2 separate regions of the Homo sapiens genome follow, and region 1 is linked to region 2. A link is a loop called in an ENCODE intact Hi-C map of the cell type or tissue named here. Cell type or tissue: PC-3. All regions are shown on one strand. Links, peaks and the distances in the headings refer to the core of each region. The heading gives the core; the rest is flanking DNA.

Region 1 (5,388 bases), core at 55-5,054, 110 kb after region 2:
TGAATAATCAGATTTGAAACACCCTTGTAAGGGTAGTTCAGACTCAAAAGTATATAAGATGCCCTAGGAAAATATGTAGAGAAAGAACAATAGGACAAGGATGAAATCCTGGAGAATACCAATTATCACAGAGGTGGAAAGAGAAGGAATATAGAGACATTTGTGAAAGAGCAATTATAAATATATGATAGAGACTGCCAGTGTCCATTAATATTTGTGTGCCTCTCTTCTTCCATAAAAGTACTGCTAAACTACATATCTCAGCCTTTGCAGTTAGGTAAAGCCATTTGAAAATATTTTGTCCAAAGATCTATGGGCAGAAGTAATATATGCACTTCTAGGCCTGGTTTCTGAAACTTCTTCCATGATCCTCTGTGCTGTCTCATTTTTCATGGAAGACTTGGAAGCCACAAACTGAGGAAGCCAAGTCTCTGAATGTCTCTAAGGAGCTGCACTTAGGACAGACACTGTAGTAAATATCAATATTTTGTGTCAGAGGTCTAAACCCTGAAAAACCTACATGGTTTGCACCACAAAAAAAAAAAAAAGCTGTAATTCTTTTCTAATATTTCATATAAAAAAGTTGTGGCCAGGTGCGGTGGCTCATGCCTGTAATTCCAGCACTTTGGGAGGCCGAGGCGTGCGGATCACCTGAGGTCAGGAGTTTGAGACCAACCTGGCCAACATGGTGAAACCCTGTCTGTACTAAAAAATATAAAAATTAGCCAGGCGTGGTAGCAGGCGCCTTAATCCCAGCTACTTGGGAGGCAGAGGCAGGAGAATTGTTTGAACCTGGGTAGTGGAGGTTGCAGTGAGCCGAGATCAAGCCATCACACTCAAGCCTGGGGGACAAGAGTGAGACTTCTCTCAAAAACAAAACAAAACAAAACAAAAAAAACAAAAAAAACAAAGTTGTATGTGTCCAGATTCGAAATTAAGCATCAAAATGATAATCAAATTAAAACTTCATAATGACCTAGGCTAGGAATAAATACTAGAATTTCAATAAAACATTTTCATGAATGTCATGAAAAGATCTATTTAATCCAATAAAAGATTCTGTTTTAAAATTGTATATTATTTCTGACTTTCTAAGTTTACAAACCAGATTTATAAATTTATCAGTGACTACAAGTCCTTCTTAAAGCAGATTGGGACATTTCTTCTGAAATTTTGAGTGCTATCAAAGTTATCACCTGTGTTTTGTACAGTTCATGTAAATTGTACTTCTTGAAAATTTCAAAAATAAAAAAGTAGTTACTAAAGGAAAAGTTTATGCATGTATGCCAAATAGTTGAAGAACAAAGGACTTTTGAAGTGCAGAGAAAATGAGAGAACTAATACTCAGCAATTTATCTATCAAGATATGTTTCCATAGAACTTAAAATAGAGCCTAATTTACATAGGAAATCTAAATATTTAAAATAGAGTTTTATTCATTAGTCACTGTTCCGGATCATAACATAAATTTTTAAAATACACAAAAACAAGTAACATGAACACTCTTACATCTTAATCGAATCAGTTTGTTTAAATCATGGGTTATAAATAAAACCAATCCTAGCAAACCATTTCAAGGAAGTTTTTCATTGTCTCCAATAGAGTCAGAAAAACCATATTTATATTTAAAACTGTATTTTGTAGAATACATATAAATATATGCATGTATTATACATGCACAGCATTCTTTGAAAAGTATCAATATTCAAATATCAGAATTTAATAAAATATTATTCATATAAAACCAAATTTAATTTTTGATTATTTAGAAGGAAATCAAGATAGTAAACTCATAAAATTTTACATCTAAACACAACCTATTCAAGTACCTATTCTCCCACTAGATTCCCATCGTCAGAAAGTGAATATTTAATAAGTCAATGAATAAACTGGTTTCTTTTGTAGTAGAAGGCATACACACTTAACAGATGTGATTCAACCAACTATACAAATAGGAAATATGACTAGTCAATTAGCTTACTCAGTTTCTTACATATAAAATATAGTTAGCTATACTTAAAAATTTCACTTGAAAAAACACTTAGGATAAATTATTTTCTTCTCTATACATAGGAATCAACTTGCAAGGCCAGGAAAGATATATTGCTCCTTTCATTACTCTTTTCCTCATTAATGGGCATGCTCTAAGTACTCGGCACTAGTATGTTAGATGTTGCTTTGCCATCAGGGTATATAAAAATATTGAAAATGCAGACAAAAAATAAATTTCATGCTCTTGTTTCCTTTCATGGAAGACTTAGAAGCCACACACTTAAGACAGCACCATCACTTTTATGGAAGGAGTCCAGTTCCTGAATGCTACCATGGAGCTAAGCCCAAACACTGTATGGAACATCTACATTTTCAGTCATAAAGCACGATAAATGTCCTGAAACTCAAGGAACTTATAATGTAGAACATAGCTGAAGCAGTGCATCTGTGTTATAGTACTGTCTTCTTGGAGGAAACATCTTTACAGTGAGCCAGGAAGCCCTCAAAGTGATGATGGAATTTGCGGTTGCAATCAAGTTCACTGTTTAAAAACCTCTCCTAGAAAGCCAAGAAACTAGGATCAAATCCTTGCTATTCCACTAATTAACTTGTGGAGTTGAGAGTAAACAATTAGACATTTCTAAGTCTAGTTTTCCTCATCTGTGAACAGCCAATTGTTCATTAAGTAAAAGGGGCTGGCCAATTTAGGTACTCAATACATGTTTGCTTTCAACCACCCACCCACCCACCTACTGGCACAAAGGCTCCAAACTCTACTTGTAAAATCCACCAAAAAGAAAGTTACTGCATTATATTTGTGTATAAATGGTTTTTACAACATCTATATGTTGGATTTTTTTTTTCTGCTCTCTCTGGAAAAAAATTAGTTTAAGCCTTGCTTAAGAAAAAAGAAGCTAAAGTAAATAAATCCTGACCAAGAACGCATATATTCTCAGTTTGTTTTCTGTAAGTCAAATGTTTAGAAATAGCAATGTATTTTCCCATAAAAACAAGTTTTAAGATTCTCAAGCCAGTTTATTTAAATATAGCCAAAATATATACCTAATTTGTGTTATATAACCATCAGCATTTAGCACAAAGAATTCATTGAAATATATATCCAGAGTTCTAGGTTGGGAAGATCTTGGGAGAAATAATTCCCACCAAAATTCCAGGAACTAGAAAACTGGGACTTACTTTCACCAGCCATGACTCTAATCTTCTCACCCACCAGGATGTGAGACTAAACACTGCCCGCTCTCCTGTACCCCTCCCATCCCAAACCCCAGACTACAAACTCCAAAAGCATGTTCATACAATCCCTTAGGACAAGGATGGAAATAGAGGTGATAGGGGAGAGGAAGGCAAGAAACTTAGAAGTGTCTGAAGGGTGATTTTTTAAAAGTCGAGGCACTGGGGTGTGTCCATGGAATTAAGAGGGGTTTCCTGTCTTAGTTCTCTCTTGTATATGCTGAAAAACCAAAGCAGAGTGAGGAACAAGGACTAGGTGGAGAAAGCAAGGCTGAACATGGAAGCTTTTCTACAGTTACTTCTGTGAAAGTAACTATAATTTGAAACTGGATTAAATTTTCCCTTCCCCTTCTCCTTCTCATTGCTGTACTAGTATTACACAAAGAAGCTGTGAGAAACATCTAAAAGAGTTCTTTGCATTGAGGCAGGGTGATAATGGACCACTGGAAATGAGGTGGGAAGTAACATCCCAAAGGGGATGGTAGTAACTGAGAAAATAAGAAAGTATATTTAATCCTTCTACTCTACTCTGAATTCTTTAACGACAGGTTTCACCTCCTGCCCAACTTTGCACCCTTGGTGCCTGGAAATCTGGCACACAGTAGGTGGTCAATAAATGTGTCAAATGAATGAATAAATATAACTGTAGTAGATGCTATATTCCTCATCCAGATCCCACATCATAACTGAAGGGCTTATTTTCCTAGCTATTGGAGTACTGCTGGCAGACAGCCCTCAGCTGTCAGCCGTCTTTGGGAATTACCTAGCAAAAAGGAGTCACTTCGGCCCAAGATCATACTCCTTCCTGGGGCAGCTTGCATCTAATGATTGGGGATATAAACGTCCAGCTCCTCTCACCCCAGCTTGAGACAACTCTGAGGGACCATCCCAGCTTCAGAGCTCTCCGTGTGGGTTACTGAAACTGTATCACAGTCCAACTTCTCCCATGGAAATCTGGCTTTCTTCCTTTACATGGCATTGGTCCCAAGAGGCCTCCCTAGTAAATTCGCTGTGCTCAAATTTCCATTTCAGAGTGTCTGCTTTCAGGGAAATTCAACCTGAAACAATAGTCCAAAAGAGGACCTAGATTTAAACCAGCTAAGGAAAGGTATCTGATTTCATATTAAAGGTCAGTAAATATAAAAAGGTTTTATTAAGGCTAAGGAATTAACTTTCTTTTCCAGCAATGTATTTCCATTTTAGCTACTTTAAGTAATCAACAGACCTAAGTACTTTGAGGACTGCTTCAAAAAAGACCACCTGTTTTACTACCATCTAGGCAATTAATGATAAACTGTACCAAATTCAATTTATCTAACTTAAAAGAATGCAAAAAAGAAACATTATGAATTTAGTGTAAACATGGTATAAAGCATTGCAGAGAACAGACTGCTTTTCCTGTGGATGTTAATCCACATCTGACTTGATAAGGAATTGTTTCTCCACTAAAAGCTACTAAATACATTAAGCACAGTATTTTTCATTATGATTAAGATAGTTAGAAATGCAATGCTTATATAAAAGTCACTTTTAAATTATGAAGAGTTACAAACTACCAGATCTACTTAAGGTACAACTGAATAAAAAATAAATAAATGAATAAGTAACAAAACCATTTGCTTCATCTGGGTACAGCTCCATATGTACTTAAGCTATTTTGGGCTCAAATAATACTTTAACCTTGCAAGAATGCTTGAGGTTTAACCATTAAATTGAGGCTCCAGAACTATTTCAAGCATATAAGTATGCTTTTTAAAATTTTTTTTTAGAAGACTACTTGCCAAATTACTACATAGCATGATTAGCACTAACCATGCTTTCTAATGCCACTCTATAACTCTTGCTCACAACTAAAATCTGAGAGTTTTGCCAGAGTGTACAGATACCAATATCCAGCTTTACTATAGAGGTGAAATGAGTGGACTATATATGGAAAAAGTCCGAATCTGTACTTCCTGGAATATGGCTCAAAAGGCATTTAGCAGATGTTTTATACTGGATTAGTGATTATTAATTCTATCTGTATATATTTCAGAAAACATACCTGGATTTGAATCATCTGCTCTGTGGAAATTCAAGAAGCAGCTGAGTGACACTGAACACCAGCATGCCCTTTGCCATATTACCTCATCATTATACTCTTAT
Region 2 (5,381 bases), core at 1-5,000:
GCGGCTAAGTGATGCCTCTGTTATGAAACTATCTGAGCGGTATGATAAAACAGTCTTTTACATCATATCATTAGTATTGTATATTTGATAATAGGAGACATGAGACACCTAAAAGCAAAGATTTCATGACATTTGGGGGAACATCAGAGATGCCCAGAAGCTGGTTAAATGTTCAGTGAAACCATGTGAAAGACATTGAAGTCATAGATTGGACCAATTTTTAAATTATATTATTATATTTAAATTACATCTGAGGGAGTCGTTCCTGAAATGATGAATATCTAGATATGGGTGGCTTCCCTGTACTTTTTCAAGGAGATTTTCTCTAATCTCCCTTTTCCAGGAGATTATCTTTACTCCAGCATTTCCCAAGGGGTGTTCTGGCTGGTTTATTCTTGACTCCCCTCTTGTCAGAGGTCTTGTACAATTCCTGTAGCAAACTTGTAAGGGATAAGTAGGGTTCTTAACTTGCACTTTTAGTGGTCATTCACTATGGTACTTACATGATAGTTTTTGATATGTGACATATTTTTTCCTTATTAGAAATTGTAATACGAAACTAAATTACAGAAAGAAAGTCATATAATAATCTACTGCCCTTTCATGCAACTTTGTAATGTCAAATTACTTTCTACTTTTAGTCTTACTTTTATGTTGAGTAAAGGAAAATCTTTGCTTCAATACCATTTGTTTTCCCAAGATAGTTTTTATATGAAGAAATTGCTTACTGACAATATGATTGACAGCTAAAATTAATCCATGCTACTTTCTTTTAGCTGCCCTAATTTAAACTACTTGAGTTTACGAAATTGTGAACATTTGACTGCCCAAGGAATTGGATATATTGTAAACATCTTTTCCTTGGTATCAATAGATCTCTCTGGAACAGACATCTCTAATGAGGTAAAAAAATTCAAAACAGTACAATGACTTTTATTGTTTTCTATAATACAATTATTTGCTATTTTGTAAATAATGGAGAGAACAATAATATGTTTTATTTGTTATTCTATTATAAAAGTTAAGTTTAGGGATATTGTTTCTAGAAGGGTGATAGAAAAGTTTCTTTGAATCAACAGTCATGTTTCTCTGTTTAAAAAATAGCAAAATACAGTATTTTGGGGAAAGTCATGACAGATAAGAGTATGTCATGATAATTTGAGATTTGTTTCATTACAGAAGTTTGGTCAGTATGGAGATAATATATGTTAGATGGCTTAACTATATTTTTCTTACGGATTGCACATTTTATGAGACTACCCGAATGCCTTGAGATCTAAGTCTTTAGTTCAAGACTAAACTCTAGAAATGGCCTCAACAAATCTACAAAAGGATATGGAATTCATTTCCTGCAAGCTGCTGATTGTATTCATCAGGGTTGAGACTCAGGCCACATCCATCTTATCCCTCTGGGACTGCCCCATTTACTAATCAAAAGGAGGATAACCCTGAGAGATTTGCCATGTTTCTGAAAGAACTATGGGCTATAGTTATACAAGGAATATATGGACTTCTCTTGAAAATCATGCATTTGGAGGGATATAGGAAGACAATATCTTATATCCTATATCCTTCCTATATAGGAGGGATATAGGAAGATATAGGGAGGTAAGGATCCCTCCTCCATCTGCTTGCTAAATCCCTATTCATCCCTGAAATATCAACTGTCTATGAGGGCCTTCTCTGAGAAGCCCTACCTTGCAGGCAAGCACTGGAATTTCTCTGCTTGCATCTCCAGCCCCAGTGTATCCTTTAACATGAACCGTTTCTATTTCTCACTGCATTGCAGACATCTGTTATGTGTTTATCCTTCGTCAACATTCGGTGGGGTCTTTTAAATGAAGGACTAGATCTGTTCATTGGTCTAGGTTCTTTCCTTTCTTTATCTATGAATGAACTTGGATTCAGCCTCCTTTCTGCTAGATGACCTCCTCTTCCCTTCCATATCGTCCATGAGTGATGTGAGATTGTGGGTAGGAAGCAGTACCATGGAGTCAACTCATTATGGCAGGGTCAGTGTCTGGTCTTCTCAATGTTGTCTTCTGTCCAAGCTGGAATTCACTGAGATGTACGAGGGCCCATTTGGTGTTTAGTTTCCCGTCCAGGTGGATCCCTGATGTCTCTTCCTTGTTCCAACTCCAAGGCCCCTTCAAGTCTTCAGGTTTCCCTGTCGTGTCTGCCTTGCTCTGGGCTCCTCTGGGTCTTCCTGGGTCATGGAGATCCTGTGAGGCTGTCTTAGGTCCACAGTCCTAGACACCTGCTGGAGACATTTTCTTGCTCCCACATCATGAATGTGTTTGCCCTCAAACTCATGACTCACCCTCCCCTTGCTCTGCTACAGGGTGACTCACACAAGTCAACTAGATTCCATGTTAGGGTTGGTGCTTGTGAGACATTTCTGAGTGATTACAGGGCCAGTAGAAGGGACATTCCAGGGTTTTCCTCTACCTTTCTTTGCATCATCATCATCAGCTGCATTTCCTTAGTGTTCTACTCCCCTCTGAACCACAGGCCTGCTGTGGTTCCAGCTTCCCTGAATGAAGTCGGCCTCTGGGCTTCAATAACATCATATCTTCCCATTGTCCTTCCAGCATAGGGACAGTAGTGGCTTCCTACTGCTGCTAAGCTCTAGATTTTGTCACTGTCCCATTTGGCTTCTCAGTTTCTCTACCACCTATGTAGCCATTCCCCCATTAAAATTAAATCTCCTCAGTTTTGCATGCTCAGGGTTGTTTCTGCTTTTCCCGTTGACTCTTAACTGATACAATGACGAGCACAGGAACACTCTGTCTTATTGCTTTTATGAACCCTACTGGGAAAGGTGGAATGGGTTCCCATCTACTTAGGCCCCCAAGCCTACCCGGGGGTTCCAACTTTCTCTCTAGCTGGATAGAAAGTGAGAAGGTCTAGAACAGACCCCCCATATGATGAATTTCTCAGCATTTGCTTCCCTCTGGCTCTCCCCTCCCCTCCTCTTTTCCCCTGTCCTCTCCTTTCCTCCTCTCCCTTCTCATCTTCTTCCCCTCCACCTCTTCTCTCCCCTTTTCTCATATTTGCTCCTTTCCTTTTGACATAGATTCTTTTCCTAATCTGGGGGTGGAAAAAATGTTCCAACTGATTACATGGTTTTGAAAAATGTTATGCCCCAAGTCTTTCAGGGCTTGGGCTTTTGAAGCTTAAAGGCCCAGGATTTTTATCCTGTGTTCTTTTGTAAGAACCTTTTCCTGACACATAGGAGCAGAATCGCCAGCTGTTGTCTGAAGGGTCACAGAGTGACAAGAAGTAGAGAATCAAAGCACATTATAAAACACATCAAAATATAATTCCCCCACAGCACTTACCACAAGGCTGAAGTGCCTGGGGGAATATTTGTTGACTGAATGGAGTAAAGGTTAAAATGCTTTATTTAGTTTTTAGCATTTGAGGAAAGCTCAGGTTTTATTTTTAAAGACTGTATATTAAAATTTTATCTACAGAGGACAAGTTAAAAACTTAGGAATATAGGCCAGGCACGATGGCTCATGCCTGTAATCCCAGCACTTTGGGAGACTGAGGCAGGCGGGTCACTTGAGCCCAAGAATTTGAGACCAGCCTGGGTAACATGATGAAACCCCATCTCTACAAAACATACAAAAATTAGCCGGGTGTGGTGATGTGCACCTATAGACCCAGCTACTCAGGAGGCTGACAGGTGGGAGTATGGCTTGAGCCCAGAAGGTTGAGGCTGCAGTGAGCTGTGATTGTACCACTGTACTCCAGCCTGGGAAACCTGGGCAACAGAGTAAGATCCTGTCTCAAGAAAACAAAAAACAAAAAACTTAGGAGTATGGCCTCGAGTTCTAGTCTCTGTTTTTATTTTCTTCTGAAGCATATATGTAATTTAAGAGAATTGTAAATGGATATCTATGGGGAAGTATACTAATTGTTTTCTGCTAAAAGATTGAAAAAAATAAGTCTTCTGTTGTTTTCTTCCTCCAAGTCAGTTAAACTCTGAACTAAAAGGCAAATGATTGACAATTACAGTGCTACAACAGCTGAGGAAGCTAACCTCAAACAGTGAAGTTAAAATGAGTCAGCCCGGATGTCAACTTGGGCAGCTAAACACCAGCCTGATTGATTATAGGTCTGAGTAAGTGCAAATTTGACTACAGACGTAACATTCAGGATTTAAACTCTGGAATGTTACAGATACCCACCAAAGATCAAATGTGACCAGTTGTGCCATTTGGGAGAAAATTTCCCATGTTTTCTAATAATTATGTTCATTCTCAATTCTTAATGGTGAATTTTCAGTTAGAATCACACTACACATTTAGTTAACAAGTATTTACTCTGACTACATTGTGCTCAGTGCTGAGAATACTGGAATGAACAAAACAGACATGATTCCTCTTCCTAGTACTTACATTCTAGTGGGAAGACAGGAGTAGGGCAAGTGGTTACAAAGTATGATGAGTGTGAAAAACAGAGAGGGGAAAGCTAACCTAGCTCAGAGATTCTTTTCCCAGAGAAGAAAGGTGTTCTGTGAGCCAAAGAAGCAGCCTGCACAAAGGCATGGAGGTTTAAAAGTGTGAGATATCAAGAAACCTACACATTTGGGTATGGCTTATTGGCGAGAAGTATGGTGAGAGATGATGTTTGAGAGGTAGACAGGGGTCAGGTCACTGAGGGCCCAGAGGCCACATTAAGGAATTTGAACTCTGCTCTTTGGACCGTGGAAGGACATTCAGTATTGTCAGTTAGAACAGTAACATGGTCAGATTTATATTCCGAAAAGCTCACTTCTATCTGCTAGACAGATATGGGAATCACAGATGCATAGTGACCAATTATCAAGTAGTCATCCAGGTGAAAAGTTATGAACGCCTGTGTTAGGGAGAGGGCAGTAAGCATGTAGCAAAGTCAGCACAGTTGGGAGACACTGAGGAAGAAGAAACAATGAGATAGAGCTCAACTGAATGTGAGGATAAGGAAGAGAGGGAGTGAATCAAGGATGGCACCAGATTTTTGGCTTGAGCATCTGCATAAAGGATGGTGTGCCTTCCTGAGCTGTGTCCCTTACACAGTCAGGGAGCAGGTTTGCTGCAGGTTGGGAAAACGAACATGTTTAGTTTGATTCACTTGCAAGACAGCTTTATAGAGATGTTGCTCAGGAAACTAATTGAAATTCACACCTCAAAAGTAGAAGAGCTCTTTGGGGTTGGAGAGGCTAAAGGGACACTGTGTTCTGAAAAATCATGAAAACTCATGAAGAAGTTGATCAGCAAAGGCAAAAATCCAGACATTTAGAAATCCAGAAAGATGTTTATTGGAGAGAGCTAACTTAAATGGGGGAAGCAAAGAGGAGAACACAGTTATTTCAAGATTTGTGTTTCTTATAA

Evidence for each region. Peaks named below come from ENCODE experiments on the same cell type or tissue, not always from the same donor. Only the 100,000 strongest peaks of a DNase experiment are listed, where the experiment ranks them.
Region 1: a loop joins it to region 2, with 4 times the contacts of the local background. A loop is called at or near these places in 2 of 110 quality-filtered maps.

The regions. Positions count from the first base shown.
Region 1 is chr7:102,762,295-102,767,682 of GRCh38, reverse strand. The region is part of intron 4 of FAM185A (family with sequence similarity 185 member A); the gene reads right to left. Among named protein-coding and RNA genes, the nearest start is that of FAM185A, 16 kb to the right of the region's middle. In PC-3, for the core only: no CTCF peak of the experiment used is centred there; no DNase peak of the experiment used is centred there.
Region 2 is chr7:102,872,989-102,878,369 of GRCh38, reverse strand. It overlaps FBXL13 (F-box and leucine rich repeat protein 13), which reads left to right. Exons shown (of 21, transcript NM_001394494.2): 16 at 1-39; 17 at 777-903. Among named protein-coding and RNA genes, the nearest start is that of LRRC17, 37 kb to the left of the region's middle. RefSeq lists an enhancer at 1,615-2,814. In PC-3, for the core only: no CTCF peak of the experiment used is centred there; DNase peaks (open chromatin) are centred at 2,379 and 4,069; H3K27ac peaks cover 3,173 bases.